2 separate regions of the Homo sapiens genome follow, and region 2 is linked to region 1. Evidence: chromatin contacts called from ENCODE Hi-C or POLR2A ChIA-PET data. All regions are on one chromosome and are shown on one strand. The core of a region is the stretch at or near the end of the contact, and the rest is flanking DNA. Distances in the headings are between cores, read along the strand shown.

The links. A loop is a pair of places that touch in the nucleus more often than their neighbours do. ChIA-PET counts read pairs that join two places held with the same protein, here RNA polymerase II (POLR2A). Pooled maps may share reads with other maps.
Region 2: a map of naive thymus-derived CD4-positive, alpha-beta T cell shows a loop between it and region 1 (11-fold over the local background). The contact joins the promoter of RPS3A here to the promoter of PRMT9 in region 1. A Hi-C loop is called at or near these places in 1 of 168 maps with a recorded cell type or tissue (naive thymus-derived CD4-positive, alpha-beta T cell) and 6 of 50 pooled maps. POLR2A ChIA-PET finds 5 or more read pairs at or near these places in 1 of 52 experiments (OCI-LY7).

What each region holds. Positions count from the first base shown.
Region 1 is chr4:147,681,888-147,686,503 of GRCh38, forward strand. PRMT9 (protein arginine methyltransferase 9) reads right to left here and starts at 2,276. Exons shown (of 12, transcript NM_138364.4): 1 at 1,912-2,276. The coding sequence starts at 2,100.
Region 2 is chr4:151,097,609-151,102,224 of GRCh38, forward strand. RPS3A (ribosomal protein S3A) reads left to right here and starts at 2,020. Exons shown (of 6, transcript NM_001006.5): 1 at 2,020-2,106; 2 at 2,877-2,980; 3 at 3,367-3,554. The coding sequence starts at 2,045. SNORD73B (small nucleolar RNA, C/D box U73B) reads left to right here and starts at 4,449; the gene lies at 4,449-4,523. RefSeq lists enhancers at 930-999, 1,277-2,476, 1,775-2,359, 1,780-2,339, 2,360-2,943.

The DNA of each region.
Region 1 (4,616 bases), core at 1,026-3,525:
GCAATGAGCATTTTACAGGGGGCCCATACAAACAAACACAGACTTTGTTCGGCAGGAAACAGACTAGTTGCTTACCCTACTGAATGTCAGGCATTGCACTACAAATTTTAAATATACTTTTTTATTTTTTCTTTTTGAGATGGAGTCATACACTGTCGCCCAGGCTGGAGTGCAATGGCACAATCTGGACTTACTGCAACCTCCGCCTCCCGAGTTCAAGCAATTCTTCTGCGTCAGCCTCCTGAGTAGCTGGGACTACAGGCACATGCCACCACGCCCAGCTAATTTTTTATTTTTATTTTTTTTTCTGAGACAGAGTTTCGCTCTTGTTGCCCAGGCTGGAGCGCAATGGCGTGATCTCGGCTCACCACAACCTCTGCCTCCCAGGTTCAAGCAATTCTCCTGCCTCAGCCTCTCGAGTAGCTGTGATTACAGGCATGCACCACCACGCCCAGCTAATTTTGTACTTTTAGTAGAGACGGGGTTTCTCCATGTTGAGGCTGGTCTCGAACTACTGACCTCAGGTGATCCACCCGTCTCTGCCTCCCAAAGTGCTGGGATTACAGGCGTGAGCCACCGCGCCCGGCCTAATTTTTTAATTTTTAGTAGAGACAGGTTTTCACCATATTGGCCAGGCTGGTCTCAAACTCCTGACCTTGTGATCCACCCGCCTCCGCCTCCCAAAGTGCTGGGATTACAGGCCTGAGCCAGCACACCCAGTCTAAATATACTTTTAATACCCAGTAAACATTTTTAAGAGAGGCTGCGTCCCTGTTTCACAGAAGAGGAAACTAAGAAACAAGTAACTGAGGAAAGATCACTTGAGTTGATCCATTTTTCTATTGCTGCCTACCAAGAGAAGCAAACTGTATCTCAACATATCATCTCCTCCTCAAGTAGGACAGCTGGTCCTGAAATTTACACTAAGTTTACATGAACTACAAACATCTAGACGCTACTGACATTTAGTGGGTAGAGATCAAGGATGCTGCCAAACATACTGCAATGCACAGGACACCTCCCCTCCCCCATAACAAAGAATTATCCCATTCAAAATGTCAATAGTGCTGAGGTTGACAAACCCTCAGTCTAAATGAAGCAAAGTAATTGCAATTTTAAGTTAAATCATTTTTCGTAATTTAGATTCTAAAAGTACTTCAAAAAAGAACAGCATTTCAACAGAGTAATTGTTGCAAATAATCCAATAATTGAAGTTTAAAGAACGCATCATTAAATGATAATCACTTTAGGCTAATTACACACTTTATTCAACTAGAGGCCCACTATATTCCTACTACACACAATATAACAAATCCAAAAGCCCTCAAGCCAGGGCATGCTTAAATTAGATATAAGGAGAAGAGGATCACGTGAGACCTCATTTCCAATTCGAGGGCCTTTAAAATTTTAAACGAGATGAAAGTTTTGAAACTGAGAAATGACAACATTTGACTTTTGTTGCAAAAAGCTAGCTATGTTGACACAGACTGCAGGAGAGAGCTCAGTTGAGAGCCGACTGCAACAGCCGGCAGATGACTGAAGCTCGAACCAGGGTAGTAAAGGGGAAGATGGTGAGAACTGGTAAGATTCTGGACATATTTCGAAGGTGAAGACGGCAGGATTTTCCTCTGGGCTGGTCGTAGGTGTGAATAAACGAAAGATGTCAAGGTTGAACAGTAAACATTAATAGCAAACACCCAACCAAGCACCCTAGCCCCTCCGCCTTTTTTCTTTTCTTTTTTTTTACGAGGACGTTGGATCGGCCAGCAAGTGAGAAAAAAGGGCCCTAAATATTAACAGCAACCACCCACCCAGGCACCCTAGCCCCTCCGCTTTTTTTTTTTTCTGTTTTTTTTTTTTTTTTTACGAGGACGTTGGATCTGCCAGCAAGTGAGAAAAAAGGACCCTCACCTTCACGTCGTGTTTCAGCTCCGGCGCCAGGCTGAGCACGAGGAGGTAGTGGGCATAGGCAGTGCCGAAGTCCTGGACGCCCAGACAGTGCTCTGCGCTCTGCAAGGACCGCGACACCAGCTCGTCCCGGCCGGCTGCCCCAGCGCCACCCCCGGCGTCTCGGCGGGACCTGGGCCGCGAGTTCGACATGGCAGTCACCACTTGTATGGCCAAAGGGAAGATATTTTGTAAACGTAATTAGAAAACTCTCTCGATGCTACACTTCCAGGGACCAGACAACTGCTCAAAAAACAGCACAGCAAAGTTACCCTCCGCCGCGGGTGAACTCGCCAACCCCAGCCCAGGCGGAAGCTCCGCCCCGTCCTGGCCCCGCGGGCGGCGCAGACCGTGACGCATACCCCACTATTGCGCACCTGGCCAGCGGCGCACGCTACGCGAACGTCAGCGCGCCCGACGTGGGCACGTCACTGCTGCCCATTCCCGCAGGAGCGACCACTGTGCGTGAGCATAGGAGAACGTCTGTGGCAGGACCTGTCCGGTCTTGCGCCCTTTTTTTTTCCCGGCTGAAAGCAGAGCTTTCTCTCCCTCTTGCACTCCGGGAGTGTGTGGCTTTCGACTGCAAGACCCTGTTGTACAGACCCAGGCAGCGCGAAGCGCCACCCGCTCATGAGGGACGGTCAAGCATTTGTGATGATGCTTAAGACATTTTGGATCGTGATGCACAAAATTTCAAGACCTGAAAGAACCTGGAGATAACAAAAGCATCTCAGACGTGGTAGAGGAAATGCTTTCACAGGCATTTCAAATCATTCTCACAAAACCTGGCTAGGTGGACCTTTGGATCACACTCGTCTTAATGATGGCAAACGTGGTATCTTGAGAAGTGACTTGCTGGAGGTCACACAACCAGCTAGTGGCATAGGCATGGTTCAAATCCAAGTTCTCTGACCACCTATCTGTTCAGTTATAAGATGAGCTTAGGGGTTATTTCACTGTTCGTGTCTTATCACTGTATAGTGTTTACATTAATACAAAGTTTTTCCACATTCAAGTGTGGCCTCTAAGATACAGATTCGAAACTCAAAGGGAGGGGAGCATAGTTATTACGGCTGAAAAGTTATTTTTGTCCCCATTTTCAAATTCATTAATGGATAATATCTTAAATCGAGCATTTTGCATATCACACTAATACATTTTGAGGGCTCCTCTAATTCTCAAAAACACGTCATGCATTTTTGCCTTCTCTTCTGATCCAATTATCTGAACTACCCTTTTTTCTGAGCACTCGCCTGTGTAAATCCTAATCCGTTTTTCAGGTTCCAGCTCACTACATTGTGAGCTATTCTTAATCACTTTTGTGACCTTTGCACCTAGCGGATTATGATGCAAAGTAAGGACTTTGATTTTTTCTTCTTTCTTTTCTTTCTTTTCTTTTTTTTCTTTTTTTTTTTTTTTTTTTTTTTTTTTTTTTTGAGACAGAGCCTCACTCTGTCGCCAGGCTGGAGTGCAGTGGTGCGATCTCGGCTCACTGCAACCTCTACCTCCCAAGTTCAAGCGATTCTCCTGCCTCAGCCTTCCGAGTAGCTGGGATTACAGGCATGCACCACCACGCCCGGGTAATTTTGTCTTTTTAGTAGAGACAGGGTTTCTCCATGTTGGTCAGGCTGGTCTCAAGCTCCTGACCTCAGGTGATCCGCCCGCCTCAGCCCCCCAAAGTGCTGGGATTACAGGCATGAGCCACTGCACCAGGCCAATTATTTGCATTTTTTCGTGGTTTATCTATAACTTCAAGATTTTCTGTACATAGAATAGGTCATTTGAAAAAATGGAATGACACAAATAACATGGAACATCTGGTCACCTTAAGAAACTGGAATTGGCAACAGCCTTTCATGCTAAAAACTCTCAATAAATTAGGTATTGATGGGATGTATCTCAAAATAATAAGAGCTATTTATGACAGACCCACAGCCAATATCATACTGAATGGGCAAAAACTGGAAGCATTCCCTTTGAAAACTGGCACAAGACAGGGATGCCCTCTCTCACCACTCCTATTCAACATAGTGTTGGAAGTTCTGGCCAGGGCAAACAGGCAGGAGAAAGAAATAAAGGGTATTCAATTAGGAAAAGAGGAAGTCAAATTGTCCCTGTTTGCAGATGACATGATTGTATATTTAGAAAACCCCATCATCTCAGCCCAAAATCTCCTTAAGCTGATAAGCAACTTCAGCAAAGTGTCAGGATACAAAATCAATGTGCAAAAATCACAGGCATTTCTATACACCAATAACAGACAGAGAGCCAAATCATGAGTGAATTCCCATTCACAATTGCTTCAAAAAGAATAAAATACCTAGGAATCCAACTTACAAGGGACGTGAAGGACCTCTTCAAGGAGAATTACAAACCACTGCTCAATGAAATAAGAGAGGACACAAACAAATGGAAGAACATTCCATGCTCATGGATAGGAAGAATCAATATCGTGAAAATGGCCACACCGCCCAAGGTAATTTACAGATTCAGTGCCATCCCCATCAAGCTAACAATAACTTTCTTCACAGAATTTGAAAAAACTACTTTAAAGTTCATATAGAACCAAAAAAGAGCCCGCATTGTCACGACAATCCTAAGCCAAAAGAACAAAGCTGGAGGCATCATGCTACCTGACTTCAAACTATACTATAAGGCTATAGTAACCA
Region 2 (4,616 bases), core at 770-3,269, 3.4 Mb after region 1:
TTGTATTTTTAGTAGAGACGGGGTTTCACCATGTTGTCCAGGCTGGTCTCGAACTCCTGGCCTCAAGTGATCCATCTGCCTTGGCCTCCCAAAGTGCTGGGGATCCTCCTACCTCAGCCTTCCGAGTAGTTGGGACTACAGGCATGAGCTATCAAGCCGGGCTAATTTTTTTTTATTTTTAGTTGAGATTAGGTCTTGTAATGTTGCCCAGGCTGGTATCAAACTCCTGAGCTCAAGAAAACCTCCTGCCTTGGCCTCTTAAAGTGCTGAGATTACAGGCATGAGCCACCACCTGGCCAAATTAACCATCTTAATCATCTTTTTAAAAAAGAGATGGGGTCTCACTATGTTGCCCAGGCTGGAGTCCTACTCCTAGCCTCAAGTGATCCTCCTGCCTCTGCCTTCCGAATACCTGGAACTAGCGGCCTGAGACACCTGGCAGGGCTACCTTAACCTTTTTTAAGTGTAGAGTTCAGTAGTGTTAAGTACATTCATACTATTATGAAACTAAGACTTTGAATTTATCCTCCAGGCAACTGAGATTTATGGAATTACTGAAAGATTTCAGGACCCTACTAGAGGTTTAGGAAGGTTGTCTTGGGGGGTGGGTGTAGTGGGAGGTAGGGGATGGAGGCTAGCAGGACTGGAAGGGATTGTAAGTTTAAAAGCTTGCAGGGGGCCTTGTAAGTAAGGGTTGGTTTTGGCTTGGTCACAGGGTTTTCTGCCAGAGGGGAAGTTAGAGAAGGGAACTCAACACACCACTGGCTGAGTACCAAGCCTGTATGGGCCAGATGCTTTCCGAGGGCTGCACACTTGAGCTAGCCAGCCACACCTTGCCAGGATGTGCTCTGTTAACCCCTACAGTTAAAAAAAATGGGGGAGGCGGGTTTGGATTAGTTGCAAAAATGGAAACATTTGGAGATCTCACTTTTTTTTTTTTGACGCAGTTTCACTCTTGTTGGCCAGGCAATGGCGCGATCTCGGCTCACTGCAACTTCCGCCTCCTGAGCTCAGATTCTCGTGCCTCAGCCTCCCGAGTAGCTGGGATTACAGGCACCCACCCGGCTAATTTTTTGTATGTTTAGTAGAGACGGGGTTTCACTATGTTGGCCAGGCTGGTCTCGAACTCCTGAGCTCAGGCGATCCGCCCGCCTCAGCCTCCCAAAGTGCTGGGATTACAGGCGTGAGCCACCGCGCCCGGCCAACGCCCTGCTAATTTTATCATTTTCTTGTAAAGACGGGGTCTGGCTGTGTGGCCCAGGCTAGTCTCCAATTCCTGGCTTCAGTTGATTCCCCTGCCTCAGCCTCTTAAAGTGCTGGGATTACAGGTGTGAGCCAACGAGTTCGGTCTCACTCTATTTTAAAAAAACCTTTTAATCAATATATAACAGACATATAGAAAAGGACACAAATAAGCGTAGAGCTTAGTGAATGTTCACAAAGCAACAACACCTGAGATGAACCAGCATCCACATCAACAAGCAGAACGTCGCTAGCATCTCTGGAGTGATGCTCATTTAGCCCTATGAAACCTCATGAAGCCGACCGTTTTATCACCCCCATATTACGCATGAGGAAACAAGCGTGGAGAGGTCGGTCTCAAGCAAAGCCCTGTTGAAACCGGCATTTGAATCAGATCCGCTGACTGACTCCAAAGCCAATGCTCTCAAAAAGCAGGTTTGGGGGTTAGACGGTGAGTTCAGCTTTGAACGATGTTGAGTGGGCGTCTCGTTTTACAGAAACTTACTTCCCGACGTCACAGCCACAGAAACCACAGGTAACCAGACGCCTGCACGTCAGGCCACCGACGCCTTGGTCTACACAGCGCAGCCTCCAGTGAGCCCGCGGCATGCCGCGCGGCCTCCCCACACACGATGGCGATGTCGCAACCACAGTAGAAAGAGTGGCGCTCTCTACTGTCCCGGAATTCTTGAGGCCGGAAGAATAACAGGGCAAAGGTCACGTAGACGGCGCGCCCCGCCCCCGTACGCCTAAGTTCTCGCGCGACTCCCACTTCCGCCCTTTTGGCTCTCTGACCAGCACCATGGCGGTTGGCAAGAACAAGCGCCTTACGAAAGGCGGCAAAAAGGGAGCCAAGAAGAAAGTGTAAGTCGCGACTGTCGTGGCGTCTTGCTTTTTGGGGGTCTGCTGGAATCGGCGGGCTGGTCCTAGATCGCGGCGTAGGCCGGATGGCGAGGATTCCAGTCGGATTGTGCGGGCCGTGGCGGGTTGGTGCACCCAGGAACGCGGCCTGGAGGGTCGGTGTTGAGTAGCGGCAGGTCGGCTGCCTTTCCCAGGCCTTCTGGTCCTTGCGCGCGTCGCGTTTGAGCCGGCTTGCCGGCGCGACTCGGCTGGAATGTTAGTTTTGTGGGCTCACGAGCTGCCTCAATTCTGCGAGTGTTTGATGGCACTGCGACAGCAGGAGTTGAGGAAAGCACCCTTCTATCCATTCAGGACCCGTCAATCTCGCCTTTGCTTGGTCCCGCTGGAATCTGCGAGCTCCTGCTAAGCTTTGGGGCCATGCAGTCTCTTAGTTACCAGTACATGCCATTACGTGCCAGCAAAGTTAATGAGATTGCATGTTACTCGTGCCTGTGTAGTGGAAGGACCGATGCATGTTATTCTAAGTGCCTGTGTAGTGGATGGACCGATGAGGGTGGGAAGTGGACATAACCTTTCAAAGTCTGATGCATGCAGTGAAACGTACAGTGGGAAGAGCTAGATTTATGTTTGTTCCCCTCACCTCACTGTGAGATATACTTTGGTATCAAATTGCCGGTTAGCTTTTTAAAATATTAATGGGAAATACCATTAACAGTGAAAAATACAGTAAGAATTGATCTGCAATGGAACTTAAGCATCTTCTTAAAATCCAGGGTTGATCCATTTTCTAAGAAAGATTGGTATGATGTGAAAGCACCTGCTATGTTCAATATAAGAAATATTGGAAAGACGCTCGTCACCAGGACCCAAGGAACCAGTAAGTAGCTTATTCTTGGTTTGTATTTTCCTTAAGTTGGCGCTTGTATATTGTAGCAGGCATCTTGGTCTGTTGTTGGTCCTGTGGTGGGAGACTTTAAGGAAATGTCAGCTCTTGGTTGCAGCCTTGGCACCTGTGGTGATCATTTTTAGTACAGCACTTGGAGAGAAGCAAGATGGTGCTTTTTGAATTAAGAAAATGTGCCATGGGTAGTTCTGAGCTTCAAATAAGTACTGTTGATAAGTCACTGGTGTCTGGATAGATTTGATAACAAAGGTTAAGGTCTTTATAATTTACCATTAACTTAATTTCTACCCTCAGTTTACAGGCTTGACTTTGCTTATATGGTTCCTAAATGTTAAGATACTTGTTTTTTTCTTTTGTAGAAATTGCATCTGATGGTCTCAAGGGTCGTGTGTTTGAAGTGAGTCTTGCTGATTTGCAGAATGATGAAGTTGCATTTAGAAAATTCAAGCTGATTACTGAAGATGTTCAGGGTAAAAACTGCCTGACTAACTTCCATGGCATGGATCTTACCCGTGACAAAATGTGTTCCATGGTCAAAAAATGGCAGGTGAGACCCAAAGTTCCTTAGAGTGGTTGTGCTATGGGTGTTTGACCAAGGATAGCATGGTTTGATGACTGGAAGGAGCAAGTTCATTTTATTTATTTATTGAGACCAGTGAAATGTCCACAAAGTTCATTTTAAATTTTTGTTTTCTTGCCGTTGTTGAGTGCTAACTCTGGGGTTGCCACACCATATTTTACTTACTATTTAAATCTAAGATTTAATAGTGGTGTATCATCAAAGTCAGATTTTCTTGCTGCATAGATTAGTGGTTTTTTGAGGAACGTTTAGGTGCAGGTGGGCGGTTTTGCCTGTCTTAAGGATGTTTTTTGACCTCAGAATTGAGTGAATGTTGATTAACTGTGGCAGTAGAGCATAATTGTGGCAGAGCCTCTGGAGTGAGGTTAAAATCTGGGCTCCATTTGCCTATTGTGTTCTCGTTGGAAAGTAACTTGTTTTCTAAGCCTCGGTTTCTTTATTTGTAAAGTGCAGATAAGAGTGTCATTTTATTGAATTGTGAGGATGAAATGAAAATATTTCAGATGTGTCTGGCTAACTATCCAGTTGGAATATTTTGTGGGAGTTTTTTGTTTTTGGGAGATTGAGTCTCTTATCGTCCGGGCTGGAGTGCAGTGGCGCCATCTCTGCTCACTGCAACCTCCTCCTCCTGGGTTCAAGGGATTCTCATGCCTCAGCCTCCCAAGTAGCTGGGATTACAGGCACCCGCCACCACGCCCAGCTAATTTTTGTATTTTTAGTAGAGACAGGGTTTCACCATATTGGCCAGGCTGGTCTCGAACTCCTGACTTCAAGTGATCTGCCCGCCTCAGCCTCTCAAAGTGCTGGGATTACAGGTGTGAGCCACTGCACCTGGCACAGTTCGAATATTTTGTATGTGGGAATGAATGATGACAAAATGTTTCAGTCCCAAATGATACATACTGATTATACCATTATATTTATCCTGACATTCCTCTAAGGCTTTATGGTTTACATTTCTAGAAATATTTTAAGGTCCCTTAGCTGTAAATTGTATTTGATTAGTTTTTTTTTATACTAAGGTATAAA